Linked DNA regions of Mus musculus: region 2 is linked to region 1. Evidence: chromatin loops called from intact Hi-C (ENCODE). Cell type or tissue: heart. All regions are shown on one strand.

Region 1 (8,000 bases):
AGGCACTGGGACTCTCTCTCTCTCTCTCTCCCTCCCTCCCTCCCTCCCTCCCTCCCTCCCTTCCTCCATCCCTCTCTCTCTGTCTTTCCCTCCCCTCCCCCTCCCTCTCCCTTTCTGTTTCCCTCTCCCTTCTTCTCTCTCTCTCTCTCCTCCCTCTCTCTCCACCCCCCACTTTCACTTTTTCAGCATTTCACTGAATAGCCCTGCTTGTTCTGGAACTCACTTTGTAGACCAGAGATCAATCTGCCTCCAAAGGGCTGGGATTAAAGGCGTGTGCCACCATTGCTTGGCAGGGATAACTGATCTTTATTGCAGTTACTTCACAGGGAAACTAGGGCTTAAGGAAGAAAGGGACTTGGCCAAGGTCACCCTTCCTAGAGGGGTGCTCAGTGAAGTCCTCAGGGATTTTGTTGTTCTTTTTTCCTTAGTGCCCCATCCCATTACACACGAGCATGTGCATGCATGCATACACATACATGCATGTGCACACACACACACATGCACACACACAAGAACTTGTGCATGATCTCTGTTTCTATTATGTGCTGAGACTTGAGCTAAGATATAAATCCTGGAGTGTCTCAGGGAAACTGCAGAGGAGCTCCCAGCGCCCATAGCCCCACTAAGTGGTGCATGCAAGGATTTGAAGCTCCAAGGTGGGTCAAAGCCCCATGCCAGGAAGGCACAGAGGGGAATTCAAACCCAGGTCTCACTACAAGCTACCTTCCCGTGCAGTTTCTAACAGAAACTGGAGCCAGCAGCAAAAGAGGCACAGACAGAACCTGGGGCCAGCAGGGAGGGGGCTGGAGGAGCAGGGGAGGGTGAGGAACTGCTGAGCAGGAAGAGCTAAGCAGAAAGTGAAAGGGACCTGGGGCCCAGAATAGCTGTGGGTGGCAGTAGGGGGAGGTGGCAGGGAGAGAGAACTCTGCAGACCAGGAGGCGGGTGCTGCCTATTCCCCAGGGAAGGGAACCCATGGGAGAGTCCTCTGCCAAGGCAGCCTTGGTGGAGGCAATACTACAGGGGGAGGGTTGCCTAAGGAACAGGCATCTCTAGTGATAAGATGGGTAGGCAGGCTGCCCATTCACAGAAGCCCATGAAACACCCTGGACCACAAGAAGCTGGCCTCCACGGCATCACAGTGGTACCCCTTACAGGAGCAGACATGGACAACCCTTCAGAATATAAGCAGGGCCTTATATATACGTATTGCATGCTGTGTCTTTAGGGCTCAGAGAAGTGCCTGGCATACAGCTGGTGTTTAATAAATGTATGTAGAAGGCAGAAGGTGGGAAGGGAGACAAACGGGGAGGAAAAGAGAAGGGGGGAAGAAAGAAAGCAAAGGGGAGAAGGGATAAAGAGAGGAAAAGGAAGCAGAGGGTGGGGGAGGAGAAGGAGGTGGAGGAGGTGGTGGCAGGGGTCCCTACCAGATGTGAGCATCCTTCTGCTCTCTTGTGTCTTAACTTTTATTGGCCTGTGTTAATTAAAAAAAAAAAAGAAGTTTCCAAGGAGAGGTTGATTTTGTAAACAGTGCCAATCTTTCCACTCAGGTGGCCTCACAACACCGCCCCCCCCTCCATCCATGCCTTCGGGAACTTAAGACCAACTAACTCATCCAGGGTAGAGTAACAGAGAAGCCACCGGAAGCTCACAGGACAGGCTGTACCAAACCTACAGGGCGGACACACGTCCCACTCCTCCCCCAGGGGGGTGTTACCTCTGCCAGGGTGGAGACCTTGACCAGGGGATCTTGCCCAAGCTGCTCTGATCTCTAGGAGGAACTCCACCCGCTTGCTTTCCAGGAACTCTGCCTGCCACTGTGGGCTGTGGCTCGCAGCCCAGCCGCAGGCTGCACCAATTCGGACAGGACACTGCTACTCTGGACCACTGTGGACCCTGGCTCTCTCACCTGTGCTACCCAGGAAATGGGGCCCCCCACTTGGGTGCATTGAGGGCACTCTGAGTTTTGATTTTGCCATCAGTTTCTTCCTCACCTCTGCTCCCCACTCCTCCCTCTTTTCCTCCTCTGTCTTCTTTTTCTTACTCTCCTCTTTCATTTTTGATGCTGCTGGGGCCTCTCACATGCCTGGCAAGATCCCTGCTACTGAGCCACACTTCAAGCCTTTCGGCTATAAATCTAACAAACCCCACCACAGTTCAGTGGCATTTAGCAATTCAGCCTCTTACAGCCTAGCTTTCAGAGTTCATTTATGCTGAAATTTTTACCTAGCCTCATTTCCTCTACTCTGGAATGACTCCTCCATTTCCCTACACTCTGGTTGGTACCAGGGTCCTCCTGCCTCCACCCTCTAAGTGCTGAGATCAAGGTGTGCACCACCTGCCACACCTGGCTTATGCGGTGCTGAGAACTGAACCTAGGGCTTTGCGCATGCCAGGCAAAGACTGTACCACCGAGCTATGGCCCATCTCCAAGACCTATCTGCAGCTCAGGCTGGCCTTGAGCTATCACCTACTCAGCCTTCCTCATGTTTGAGGAAGGTGAGTCTTCAGCCAGTTACTGATACCAAACAAGCAGAGAACTGCATCCTCTGGGGTGCAGCTCCTCACAGCCTAGTCCTTATATTGGAAGCTGCCATGGGTTCTTTGCATAGTGACAAATCACCTGTGTAAACCCAGGAGGGACGGGGGTGGGGTGGGGTGGGGTGGAGAGGGATTGTCATAAGTTTGAGGTGAAGGAAGCATGGTAAAACACCTGGGGTAGAAAAAGTGGGGTTTCTCTCCTTTTGTGTTTCAGGTGGCAACTTAGCAGCAACTGGGGACCTTTCTTTTTTCTTTTTTTTTTTCTGTTGTCCCTTTTTAAAAAATAATTTTCTTTTTTCATTTCTTTATTGTTTAATCTTTTTTTTTTTTTTTTTAACAATCTAGACCTTATATCCCTGTAGGTCCACCCGCCAACTGTTCCACATCCCACATCTCTTACCCCAATCTCCAAGATTTTCCCATGCATACCCTCCATCCCATCAGAACTCCCCACTCTGAGGGCCCCACATTTCTTGAGCGTTAGGTGTATCTTTCTTAATACCAGATCTAGTGGCAAAACTTCCACTGCTCTTCCTGTACCTGTTGGGTAGCCTGGCCCTTGTGCTCCGGCTTTTCTCTACCTTTGCTTGAGCTCAGGGTGGGGCTGGCTCGGCTCTCTTCATTCTCCAGTCTGATGACCTCCTCAATCCTATAATCTTGTCCTCTACTGAGACGCCCGCAGGGGTTTCTCTCCTATTCAGTGGACCCTGACTGACATGTGTCAGGACAGGAACTCAAACTCAGCTCACCTGTCTCCTGGGGCTAAGCCTGGTGCAACAAAACCTCTTGGTTGAACTTTCTCCAGCTCCAGCTGTGCAAGATCTCTGCTCTTGTCTACTAGAGTTGAGTTGCAATACCATCTCTCACCAGCAGGGGAGACCAGCCAGTAGGAAGTGCTGTGACAGAACTCTGCTTAGAAATCGGTTCTCCACGAGTTGGTCTTCCTTCTTCTTGATTTTCTTGTGTTTTGGAAATTGTATCTTGGGTATTCTAGGTTTCTGAGCTAACATCCACTTATCAGTGAGTGGATATCAAGTGACTTCTTTTGTGATTGGGTTACCTCACTCAGGATGATATCCTCCAGATACATCCATTTGCCTAAGAATTTCATAAATTCATTGTTTTTAATAGCTGAGTAGTACTCCATTGTGTAAACGTACCACATTTTCTGTATCCATTCCTCTGTTGAGGGACATCTGGGTTCTTTCCAGCTTCTGGTTATTATAAATAGGGCTGCTATGAACATAGTGGAGTATGTGTCCTTATTACCAGTTGGAACATCTTCTGGGTATATGCCCAGGAGAGATATTGCTGGATCTGCCAGTAGTACTACGTCCAATTAAAAAAAAAAAAAAGAAAGAAAGAAAAAGAAATCGGTTCTCCAAATCTGTTGGTGGCCTTTTTGTCTTATTGACAGTGTCCTTTGTCTTACAGAAGCTTTGCAATTTTATGAGGTCCCACTTGTCGATTCTCGATCTTACAGCACAAGCCATTGCTGTTCTATTTAGGAATTTTTCCCCTGTGCCCATATCTTCGAGATTATTCCCCACTTTCTCCTCTATAAGCTTCAGTGTCTCTGGTTTTATGTGAAGTTCCTTGATCCACTTAGACTTGAGCTTTGTACAAGGAGATAGGAATGGATCAATTCACATTCTTCTCCATGATAACTGCCAGTTGAGCCAGCACCATTTGTTGAAAATGCTATCTTCTTTCCACTGGATGGTCAAACATTTCAGAGAACCCAGGCTCTCAGAAATTCCTACAACTGAGGCTGACATAGCCAGGCACTTCTCAGAAGTCTGAAGCCAAATTATCTGGGGAGTACTGGGCAAGTTTCTGAACCTCTCTGAGCTTTAATCTCCTTTGTGATTATAGTGTGCCCATGTATAATCCCAGCACTCGAGGGACTGAGGTAAGAGAATTTTGAGTTTGAGAACAACCTGGACTACAGAGGAAGACCGGGCCTCAACAAACAAACAAACAAACAAACAACAAACAAACAAAGAAAGCACATGGCTGACAATATCTGTGCTGAGGATCTTTGAAGGATGGAATGAGCTAAGGTGCCTGATGTCAATGAAAAATTACCCTGTCCTCTGCTGCAGCCTCCTATAATTTGATTCTGCTCCGTGAGATCGCAGGTCTCAGTTAGGGGTGGCTCTCAAGGGTCTGGAGGGCTCTTCATTCTATGGCTGATATCTTGGCTGGTATTATGAGAGGACGTCTCTGCTAACCTGAGGCCTCCTCCTATGTCTTGGACGTCCTTTGAGTGTGGCAACCTGAGGGAGTCACCTCACACCTGGTAGCTCAGGTTGGGCTATCTGTTCTAAAATACAAGGCAGAGGAGGGGTGAGATGCCTCAGAAGTAAAGACGGTCTTTATCAAACATGATGCCCTGAATTGAGTCGCCAGAACCCATATAATAAAAAGAAAACCCATGGCCCCCTCCTCTCCCTTGCCCCCAACACATATACAAACACACGATTTAAAACCAAGGCAGCCTCAGAGGTCACATGGGGTCACTGCTGCGATATTCTTGTGGTTGAATTGGTCGCCTTAACCACTAACCCAACTGGACTGAGGATCACTTTGGAAGCATACCTAAGGATGTTTCAAGGGAGGTTTAACTGAGCAGGAAAGATGACCCTGGGCATGGGCAACACTCCCATGAACTGGAGCCCTGAACTATATCAATCTAAGAAAGTGAGGATCAGTATTCGCATCACTCTGTCCCTTATGGATGCTATGTGACCAGCTGCCTTCCTGACACAATGAACTGTGCCCCAAACTGTGCGCCCAAATGATCCTTGCCCTCTCTAAGTCACTCTTGTTAGGTATGCTGTCATGGCAGTGAAAAATAGCCTGTGAAAGCCCACTCAATCTCGGGGGGGGGGGGCTGTGGACCCACCTGTAAGCCCAGGAAGTGTTAAGGAGTGCTTGGCTGTGCCTTCAAGGCAGTGTCTAGAATAGCCATGCTCTCTGCTAGAGATGGGAAAGGAAACAACATCTGCAGGTGTGAGAACAAGGACATATCAATAATCACTTGATTCTTGATGCTTGCTGGTCACAGCAGACAGGGACAGGCAACCCAGGTCTGGGGAGGGACACAGCCTCCAGCTGACCAGCCATCACTGTCTCTTCATTCTCTCCCACGTCTGTGGAGGCAAAAGAATATGGCTAGCCAGACCTACTGCCTGTAATCGTAGGACCCAGAAAGCCAAGGGAGGAGGATTATGAGTTGAGGTGAGATCCTATTCAATCAATCAATCAAAGCACGTGGTGAGAGATGGGTCTCCAAGGGTAGGTCATAATAATACCACACTGGCACGGTTTCTGGGGATCTGAATTCTGATCCTTCTACTTTTGTGGCAAGTGCTTTATATACTGAGCCACCTCCTCTGCCTCTGCCTCCTCCTCCCCCTCCCCCTCCTCCTCCTCCTCCTCCTCCTTTTCCTCCTCTTCCTTCCTCTTTTGGAGATAGGGTTCTCACCAGACTGTCCCCTGTATATTCAAGGGGGTGGTTCTGGACACCTGGCCCCTGCCTCTACAAGTGCTGGGATTATAGGAGTGCTGTATGTTTGGCTAGAAACCATCTTTTAAAAAGATGAAATAAATGTCAAGTGACTAAATAAGCAAAGTTCTTGACACGGTTCGGCAGGGCTCCATACACAGCAGCTGGGATTGTTCATTGCACAGCCATTCCTAAGTGGCAAGAAGCTCCTCCCAGACAGGGCCATGTAAGGTTGACTCTGAAAACATTAGAATAGAATAGAATAGAATAGAATAGAATAGAATAGAATAGAATAGAATAGAATAGAATAGAATAGAATAGAATAGAAAGGCTGGACCAATAGGCACAGAGATACCACATCTCAAACAGTTGTATGCAGGGACATGTATCCTAGAGAATGGGAACACAGCCTCTTCCAGGCCCTGGAGTGCCCTGATCCGGTGCCACAGCTAGAAAGGGGCCTCGTGGTACCCGCATCCTTGAGGGATCATCTGGGTGGGTCCTAGTGCCCTGGCACTCACTTGTTTCTCTCACCTCCTGTTTATTTGAGTGACTGGTGCCCATCTACCAGGGTGACTGTGGGATGCTAGATGGTAGGTAGGCAGAATATTGAGGGCTTCCTCTGTGGGAAGCCCAGGAATTGACCTGGCAGGGCAGAAAGGGTGTGAAGGAAGCCAGGCTGGACCTGCCTCATGGGTGGGGTTTGGTGAGTCCCTCCTAGCTACTGCCTCCAATTTATTCTGCAAGGCAGGTTTTTTCAGCCAAGATGGTTTGGTGCTGCCGGGAATCTCAGAAGAGACTGGAAGAAGGGTCACTGTACAGACCCCTGGGGAGGTAACCCCTATGTTACCAGAGAGGGGTCTTTGCTTCTGACTCTTACTCTCTAGAACCAGCTTTATCCTCTGGAAGGCAGTTGACAGGAAGGCCCCACTTAGACCCTCTGTCCCATTCATTATGTCTCAACCTCAGCCACACCCAGGAAAGTACAGCCAGATCTGGCCCAGGCGAGAGGGTTTCTCGGGAGATGGTGTGAGGATGTGGGGGTGGGGGGGTGGGGAGGAGGAATGGTGTGAGGATGTTGGGGGCAGGGGAGGGGAGGGATGGTGTGAGGATGCTGGGAGAGAGGAGGGAGAGAGGGAGGGGGAGGGATGGTGTGAGGGTGCTGGGAGAGGGGAGGGAGAGAGGGAAGGATGGTGTGAAGATGTTGGGGGAGAGGGGGAGGGATGGTGTGAGGATGCTGGGGGAGGGGAGGGGGAGGGATGGTGTGAGGATGCTGGGGGATGATGGAGTATGATACAGGGACAGAGGGAGATGGTGGTGAATGTTGGGGAAGGGATGCCAAGGCGATAAGGGGGAGGGATGGTCTTGCTGGCCCCCCTTAGGGAACTGTGCCTGAGCTCAGCCTTGTCTCCACCCAGTATATCTCTGGCCATGTGAAGTCAACATAGCAAGTTGTCAGTGAGAAAACTGCACCAGTGCCCATTCAGGGCCCCTGTGCACACAGCCTCAATTAGGACCGGTTGCTCTTACACGACTTTGGCTATAGAGTACTCTTCATTTTCCCTCTGTCCTCAAGCCCACCAGTCACAGTCTGGCCTCATCATGGCTTCTGCAGATGCTGACTCCAGATGGGGGCCTTAGAACTGTGACATAGGGTTCTAATCAGGGTCAGGTTGGCTGGACCTTTTATGTCTGTTTTGTAGGGGCACAATTGCCAGGACTATAGTCTCCCAGGGGTGCAGGCAAAGCTGGTTCCAGAAACCCATAGGAGATAGGAGAGCTCTGACAAAGCCTTGCAAGTATCTGCTGCTGCCCCAGAAAGTTCCCGTATGTGTGTGTGTGTGTGTGTGTGTGTGTGTGTGTGTGTGTGTGTGTGCATGTGTGGCTGAAGAAACTGGATCACCACTGAGTACTGACCACAGCTGGAAATACTCTCCATTTGCCACACTC
Region 2 (8,000 bases), 100 kb after region 1:
CTATATGTGCCAACAGACCCTGCCTCAGGTTTCACGCTGTGCAAAGTATGGCAGGGCAGGAGGCCAGGTCAGAGTGGGCCTGCGCAGAGCTGAGGGGAACAATGGAGGTTAGAGAACAGCAAGCACCAAGGGGAGGCAAGCTGCTGGGAGCTTTTAGGTTGTGGCATGGTTACACATATCTCTTTAAAAAGTACTGCTCTCTTTCTTCTTGTTTTCTACAGTGAATTGATGACTACTTTCATTTGGAAAAGTGCCAGTGGCCCTGATTTCTCCCATAGGACAGTGTCCTTCTTGGTCTAGGGTCTGAGAGAAGACAAGCCAGCTGTGACATGGTGAGGGCGTGTGGCCAGCTGTGACATGGTGAGGGGGGGGGGGGAGGAGGGAGGAGGGGAGGAACTACCTAGCTTGGTTTTCCTGGGAGGATAAAGTATGTCCAGGGTATCTGTGTGAGTGACTCCCATAGCAAAGCTCTGGTGATGGCCACACCACTAACCTGTTTGTAGCTCTTCTCTTTTTTTCAGTGGCCCAGAAAGCTGTGGCAGAGCTGTGAGCTGAGCCAATTGCTCAGCTTGCCTCCCTTGGACAGCCTATGCCCTGCACACAGCTGGGCTATCTGAGTGGAACAAGTTGGCCTGGACAGAAGTGCCAAGCTGGACTCATCAGAGAGTCTAGGGCCTGGAGTTAGAGACAGGACATGCACCATGTGGCTAGTCTGGGGTTAAAGCCTTAAAAGCTTGATCCCTAACACCATTTCTGAGACAGGATCTCCTGGAGCCAAGGCTGGCCTTGAACTTCCGGCATCCCAGAGGATGACCTTGAACTGACGTTCCTGCCTTCGCCTCTCAGTGTACTGGGCTTACAGGGATTGCTGACATGCTTGGCTTAAGTGGAGCAGGGGATGGAGCTCGGGGCTCTAAGCATGCTAGCTCAGCTCTAGCCCCTGTCTTGTTTCTTGTGTGACCTTTCCTGTCTGACTTCTCCGTACTTGAAACATGACCTAGAAAAGGCAGGCTTTCCACCTTCCATAACATTACCGCCCACCTTTCCTGCCACTTACAGCAAAGATCCCAAACTTGAAACAGTGTCATTTCAAAGATTTACCCACTTAAAAAAAAAAAAAGATTAGCAAGGGTTCAAAGAAGAAACAAGTCATGGAAAATGTGACTTTGTGCTTCCTCACACCTCCCCAGAAGAAAGTAGATACCTTCAAAGACATCCCCAGTTCTGAGGGAGCCAAGAACTATCAAAGGTTAAAGGCTGTACTGGGCTCATCACTGCTGGACAACTTTTTCCATTATGTACTTTGAGGGCCACGGCTCCTTTAAGTCAGCTCCCACTTCTTCCTTATAACAATAACTTGCTTCATTCTACAGACTTTATTGATTTCAATGTGATTCATGTAAAATTCATGGCCACCATGCAAAGCTTATTTTTCACATTTGAGTTACAGTATTAACTGTATAGCGGAAATAGGAGAAGGGTAGGGTGATGTGTGTGTACAGTTTGGACAGAGAGTGCCCAGCAGGTCTACAAGGCCCCTAATGAGAAAAATGTAACGGTTTCTTTCCTAAAGAACAGACATGCAAAAGGGCCACATGAGGTCAGTTCTTAAGAAGGGAACTGCATGGTGTGGGCGAGGCAGGTCTGCAAGGCCTGTACTTCAGAGCAGCTGGAGCCAACGAGACCCGACCCGTTAGGCCACGAGCCCAGCTGTCTCCTCCCACAGCTGTGCACCTGGGGTTAGAGCAGACACTGCCTCCAGACTGCTTACTGTAATCACAGTGCAGGCCTGGAAACTTCTCGAAGGCTGGGCCTCCCTGCCATGGGTAAGAGGGTTTCTGGGTCTGGCCTCTGGAAGCCCTGACTCACGCCACCTCTGTTTCCCTCTGAGCCCTGAGCTTGCATCTCCTGGCACAGCAAGGTGGGTCATTAAGATGGATGTGAAGCCAGGCAGTGGTGGCACACACCTTTAATCCCAGCACTTAGAAGGCAGAGGTAGGCGGATTTCTGAGTTCGAGGCCAGCCTGGTCTACAGAGTGAGTTCCAGGACAGCCTGGGCTACACAGAGAAACCCTGTCTCAAAAAACAAAAACAAAAACCGAACAAAAAAGATGGAGGGGGCTGCAAGCCCTGCAGAGCTAGCAAGAGGTCATAGAAAAGCTGAGATGGGGGACTGCTGAGACGCGTGGGTAGCCCTACTCACTATAGAGGCTTTCACACATGAAAAAGAAGCCAATTGTCATATTCCCCAGGTGGGCACAGTGGAGCCTTCACCCAAAGGCACCTCACCACTTCTCCTGTCACTGTTACCGTCAGATCCCAGTCCAGCAGGAAAAGTGTGTCCCACAAGCCACTGCTTCTCTTACCCATCACCTGGCTTGGCTGTGGCAATGGCCTTTCTGGAGCAGCTGGAGGCATGGGGATTTTTGCCTTCAGAGGGTCTCCACTCTATCCTGCCATGTTCTTTTTGCTGTTTGTGTAGATATGTGTCCTGCCTGGTGCAGAAGTACTGATTTTTTTCAAAAGACATTTAGATATGACAGAAAGGACTTTGTCATTGTTCACTTCCAAAAAGGAAGCAGGGGAGAAAAACACTGGTACATATGCAAATCAGGCATGGCCACACAGACCTGTGCATCCATCACTTATCAAAAAGATACAGAATTGGAGGCCAGCCTGGGCACATAGTGCTATTATGTACTAACTAACTAACTAACTAACTAACTAACTAGACAATGATAACAGAACCAAACCCAAAGCACTGTTACTAGTCAGGCATGCCCTCTAGCCTGCCAGAATGTGTTAGCCAGGCTCACTGTGAGGCTGTAGAGGAAGATAGGAAATTCAGGGGACCTGGGAAGGGGAAGGCGTCCGTTCAAAAGCCTACAGAGTTGGTGTCTGTCTTCCTAAAGACACTGCTAGGAGGACATTAGTGAAACCTAGCTTGCTCACTTAGGGCAGGCTGCTTGTGGCCTTGAGTTTAACTCTGTTCACTGTCCTCACCCCTCACACATCTCACTTCCAGAGGGATCTTTACACTAAGACAAATGACTGGCTTATATGCGATCTTTACATGGTTTTAAAGGTCTACTTTCCAGGTTTTTTTCCTTGAAACAGTGTTGTAAATTACACCCTTGGAACAATGTAACCTAAAAAGCCATGTCCTTTTGTGTCCATTGTAAATACATCCAAGTATGACTTTCAAAAGGCCTGTGCCTGTGCCTTGGATGTCAAACTCCCTTCCCCCACAGCATTTAAGTATGCCTTCTCCCTGTCTTAATAACTCTGCTGCAGGTCCTTTTTGTGGCATAGTCAAGGGTTTGGTTTGCCTGAGCAGAACTCCTTAGGCTGCTGGTGGCAGGCACCGCTGTGTGAATTGTCCCCCTGAGCAGCTGACAGGACGGCAGCAGACAGGTGTGCCTGTGTAACTTGGTTCAGCTGAAGTGGGGCGTCTCCCTACTCCTGGTTTCTACCCTGTGTTCCCCTTTGTTCTCTTCTCCTCACTGCTGTAATGAGCAGGTCTAATCTGGGCTAGCAAAGGCTGTGAAGGGATGAAGAGGAAGAGGAGACTGATGCTCAGCAGGGAACTCAAGGATGGGACCGAAGGGAAGGCCCAATTGAAGATGGTTCATAGGGACCTCTGTGCCGGACAGGGCAAGGTGGGGAACTTCCGATATCCTGACTCTTCCCCTGCTAAGGACTCCATGATGCAGCAGTTAGCATAACAGCTGCCATGCACCCAGGGTTATATTATGGACCGTTTAGTTTCTACAAGCATTTTGTTTTGTACATGTAGCAACTGAGGCTCACAGTTTCAGAGAGACACCCAGGGTCACACAAAGCCTTGGTACTCAGACTCTAACGGACTCCAGCTCCATACTTCTGCTCTCACCATGATGCCAAGAACCAGAGAGGTGTGAAGGAAGGGTTGAAGTGCCAGGAACTGAAGTCAACTGTGCTCAAATCTGCATTTCCAAAATGACTTTTAGGAAAACCTTGGGAACCTTGCTCGCCAGGGGATGAGATGAATATGCTTTTCGAAGAGCTGATAGTTCCTGGATATGGAGGGCTCCTGACCGTTAGGCCCAAACAGAGAGGGAGTGCCAGCTGGTAGGGAAGCCCATGCCGAAATAAACCTATGGTAGCTGGGGGGTGATGAAGTCACCCCACCAGCCCTATGGTATCGGAGACCTCTGCTCAGCTCAGTTAGTGAGCACCCCTGGCCTGTGAAGAAAAGTGGGGTGATTCAGAAGGAGAACTCAGACCTCCATCCAGTCTCAGCTGGCAACACCTCTCAGAGGCCTGCTGTGCCTCAGGCGTATAGTGCATGAAGCTTTCCCATTTTCCAATGAAGGGACCCCAAGGTCAGGCTGAGGATGTGTCCTCATATCCCTGAGCTGGTGGTCACATTATAGAGAGAACCCTCATCCCTACCTTTCCATCTGCCTCCTTCTTGGTGCCCTTCCCTGTCCTCTAAGGTGAGGAGTCCTAAGACTCAAGGAGTGCCAGGGAAGGAAGCTGCTGGGGGCACACAGCTCCACTGCCCCCCAGTGGTTAGCATGCTGCCACGGCCTAGGTCTGTGAGCTTTTACTGAAAGCCACAGCAACTTCCCTTTCACCCTGTGAAATAAGTGACATCCTTCTTAACACCCGTTATCAATCTCTGACTGCTTTTAATAGAAGCAGCTCACAGTGTGTGTGTGGTAGATATAAACAGAGGGGAAAACTGCTTGCCTCAGGGCTTTACAGAGAGAGGAGGTGGGGTGCTTTAAAAGCGCACTGCACCAGGGCTGCAGTTGCTCTGGGGGCTGGGGAGAGGGATTACTGGAAGACGTGTAGCAATGAATGGTCCATGGTGGAGCCTGGGCTCCGCAGCAGTACCCGTGCCTGTCAACATCACATTTTGCTGCCTGAGGACATTTGTCACAGAAGACTGTGGTTTGCTTGCCTGTCATCCCTTCTCTGAGTGGCCCCTGAGCTGATTCAGAGAACCCACAAACACAGCAAACTGCTTTCCCTCAGCCATGACTTTCAAAGGGCTTCTGAAGCGCATTCCTCTGAGGCAGGTCCTCCTCAAGTGAGTCTTCTGAGGACCTGGGCCCATGCACATGACGTACTACTGCCTGATGCAATGGAGAGTTTGACAGAGCTAACTAACATTGCAAGCATGTTTCTGGATGATTTTAAAATAAACACCGACAGAGTGGAGGGCTGGGAATGTCTAAACAGCAATTCTGAGTGTGAAGGATGGCCGGAATCTGAGTGACTGCAGCTGTGTGGCCTGGACACAGGAGTGATGGATGCAGAAATTCCAGCTGCAGGAAGTCTTCCCTGGCACCTCTCTGATGGGCCGACTGGCTTGGAGGGGGGGCCTGGCAGGCTGAATCCTGCTCCCTGACAGTCGTCTTGGCCTTCTAACCAACTCCATTCTCTGAGCTAGGAGCCTTCTCTGGGCCACCTCCTGACCCTTGACAAGGGCTTCAAGTTGAGGACTCTTGGATGGAAGCTGTTTTTCTGTCACACAGGTGGCAAAGATGGCCAGTTTTTCAAGATATGAGCTATCATTAAGGTCCCTACTAGCTCTAACTCAGCCCAGCAATTGCACAGTGGTAAGTCCCTTCCAGTAAAGCACCAGGCTGGAATACAGCTGCCGACAGGGCTCACACTCACGCTCCAGGTCCTCTGAGACACTGAGTAACCAGATGCAGTACAATGCCCGTGCTCATGGTACTTGCACAATGGACATCATACACTGGGCACTTCCACTGAATGCAGTCAAGTACAATAAGCTCCACCCATGTTCCTGACACAGGAAAGCCCCACTTCAAAGTGCCAAAACTAAATTGCAGAACACGATGAATACAGTCCTAGTTGTGTAAAAATGGCAGCCATTCAGTAGGTCAATATTTACTGAGTAGCAAATAAGAGCAAGGCCCATGTCAGGGCTGGGGTGACAACCGTGATACAAGCAGGCCAGGCTCTGTGGGAAGACAGGTGTGAGTGTGTGCAGATACAAGGGCGGGGAATCAAGAGCCGCATGCCCCAGGCTAGCCTGGGTGAGGCACTGGGCAGGAGAGGAAGATGACATTCACCTTTTAGCAGACTATGCGTGGTTTTAGTCTTTTACAAAGGAAGTATGTTCAGCTATTATTTGCTAGGCAAACATGTATACAGCAAAGAGAAGGCGTGGAAGAGCGTTCCAATTCCCAGCACCAGGATGGGCTTCTATCCTAGTGTAAATACAGGGCTGAGGTGGAGTGAGCCAGCTGTCCAGCCACTGTCAGTGGGTATTGATCGGGATCATTTCTACTCTTTGAGAAGAGGGTGTAGAGGACAGACTAGCAGCAAAGTGCACTGTGGAGGAGCCCATGGCTCGGGGCTATGGGTACTCTCAGGCCTGAGGCTACACCTAACAGAACACAAAAATTCAATTATACTGAACTGCCTGTCTTCCCCTTCCAGGATGTCAGGTGCAGTGGAGAAGCTGTGACCCTCTCCAGGTAGCACTCTCTGGGTGCAGAGGTGTTTTGCGTTTCCTGCCTTCAGCTATAAGTGGGTCCTAGAGTCTGGACCCAGAACATCAGCCTGTATACTGAAGCAGAACCCTCTGGCTTTCATTTCTGGCCAAGGGGTATCTGATGCACCTAGAGCAGAGTCTTGTCATAAGGATGGCAGGGTTATTGAGGAGGGAGGTAATCTTTAGCTCTCTGCCAACTTCTCCCTGCCTTAGCTGTAGAGGGCAGACTAGCAGCAACTAGTATACCTTTGAGCTGTGCATGCAACCTTTCAGAGCCTTGAATCTCCTAGTCTAACCCACCAGCTGCTTCTCAAATACAGGAAGGTTGGGAAGGATGTTGCCTTTGGTCTGAAACTTAAAGCAGGGCAGTGTCTATGTGCTACACAGTTGAGATACATGAGGCTTAAACAATGGACGTGCTAGATGCATGGCCCATTAAGCCAACTCTGTCCATACTTACATCTACAGGCCACAAGAATCAACTCATTTAGACTCAGTTCATAAAACAAAGTGACGGTACTGCATATTAAATGTTCTTAAGACCATCTCATCCTCCTCCTGCCATATGATAAGCATTCCTGCTGGGCCATGTGAGCTGGCAGGGGCCCTGAGATGGCCTAGCAAGCACACGCACCTCAAGTGCCCGCTAGCACCAGTAGTGGTACAAGATGGTACAATTGTGAAGGACTTCAGATTTTATGAGCTATGGATCCCACAATGTCACTGGCATAGTTTAGGATGGGCTAACCTGCCTATCTTAGGCTGAGGGAGGAGGAAAAACTGAGAAAAGTATTAAACACACAATGAGCATGATGCAGTGGTTCTCGGACATGACAGACACCTCAAAGGTGGGTTCTAAGGCCTCCTGTGGTGCTCCCTGGTACCCAGGTGTGTGAAGTGTGTGAATCAGGAAAGCAAGAGGCAACACTGAGTTCACAGATACAGGCCTGAAAAGGCAGAGCCTGGAGGATCTCTTCTAGATAGTGAGTGAAAAGACTTGGCTCTAGCCACCACTACCTGAACCTTCACATGGTAGCTGTCTTTAAAGGGAAACTGCCTATGAGTTCGTATCCCCGGCCTGTACTACAGTGAGGGCATGGGTCAGACACCATGGACTGTCTTGGTGGATCTTCACAATGATGCTCTAGTTAGCAGAAAGCAACACACCAGGTTAGGTCACTTGCCCATGTTGTGGAAAGAGCTTATCCTAAGCACGAGCAAGGGGCTGCTCTTCAGGCCATGTGCTTGGCTTTGGAGCTTATGTGAACATCCCAGAGCCAAAGGCCATCTAAGCTTCTTGGGTGTAAATATCACCAAAGGCAGGCCCACCTGCAAGAGCAGTAACTCACTTTCCATACCCGGTGCTGTACTTTCTGCACTGGGCTTCACTTTATCACTCAGCCTAGCTTCATGGGCTCCTTGGGAAGCAACTGCTACTTCCCAGAGGTCTGGAAGCCTGAGATACAGCAGGCCACTTGCCATG

What was found. Hi-C counts contacts between places; a loop is a spot of excess contacts. Peaks named below come from ENCODE experiments on the same cell type or tissue, not always from the same donor. Only the 100,000 strongest peaks of a DNase experiment are listed, where the experiment ranks them.
Region 2: a loop joins it to region 1, with 4 times the contacts of the local background. A loop is called at or near these places in 12 of 42 quality-filtered maps.

What each region holds. Positions count from the first base shown.
Region 1 is chr16:10,762,742-10,770,741 of GRCm38, reverse strand. No RefSeq gene overlaps it. Among named protein-coding and RNA genes, the nearest start is that of Socs1, 19 kb to the left of the region's middle. In heart, a CTCF peak has its summit at 3,394; DNase peaks (open chromatin) are centred at 6,669, 7,007, 7,620, 7,800 and 4 weaker places; H3K27ac peaks cover 971 bases; H3K27me3 peaks cover 2,231 bases.
Region 2 is chr16:10,662,351-10,670,350 of GRCm38, reverse strand. All of the region lies in intron 18 of Clec16a (C-type lectin domain family 16, member A), which reads right to left. It overlaps Gm15558 (a long non-coding RNA gene), which reads left to right. Exons shown (of 5, transcript XR_384655.3): 5 at 222-1,991. Among named protein-coding and RNA genes, the nearest start is that of Gm52264, 8.0 kb to the right of the region's middle. In heart, a CTCF peak has its summit at 4,558 (motif pointing left); a DNase peak (open chromatin) is centred at 4,475; H3K27ac peaks cover 3,653 bases.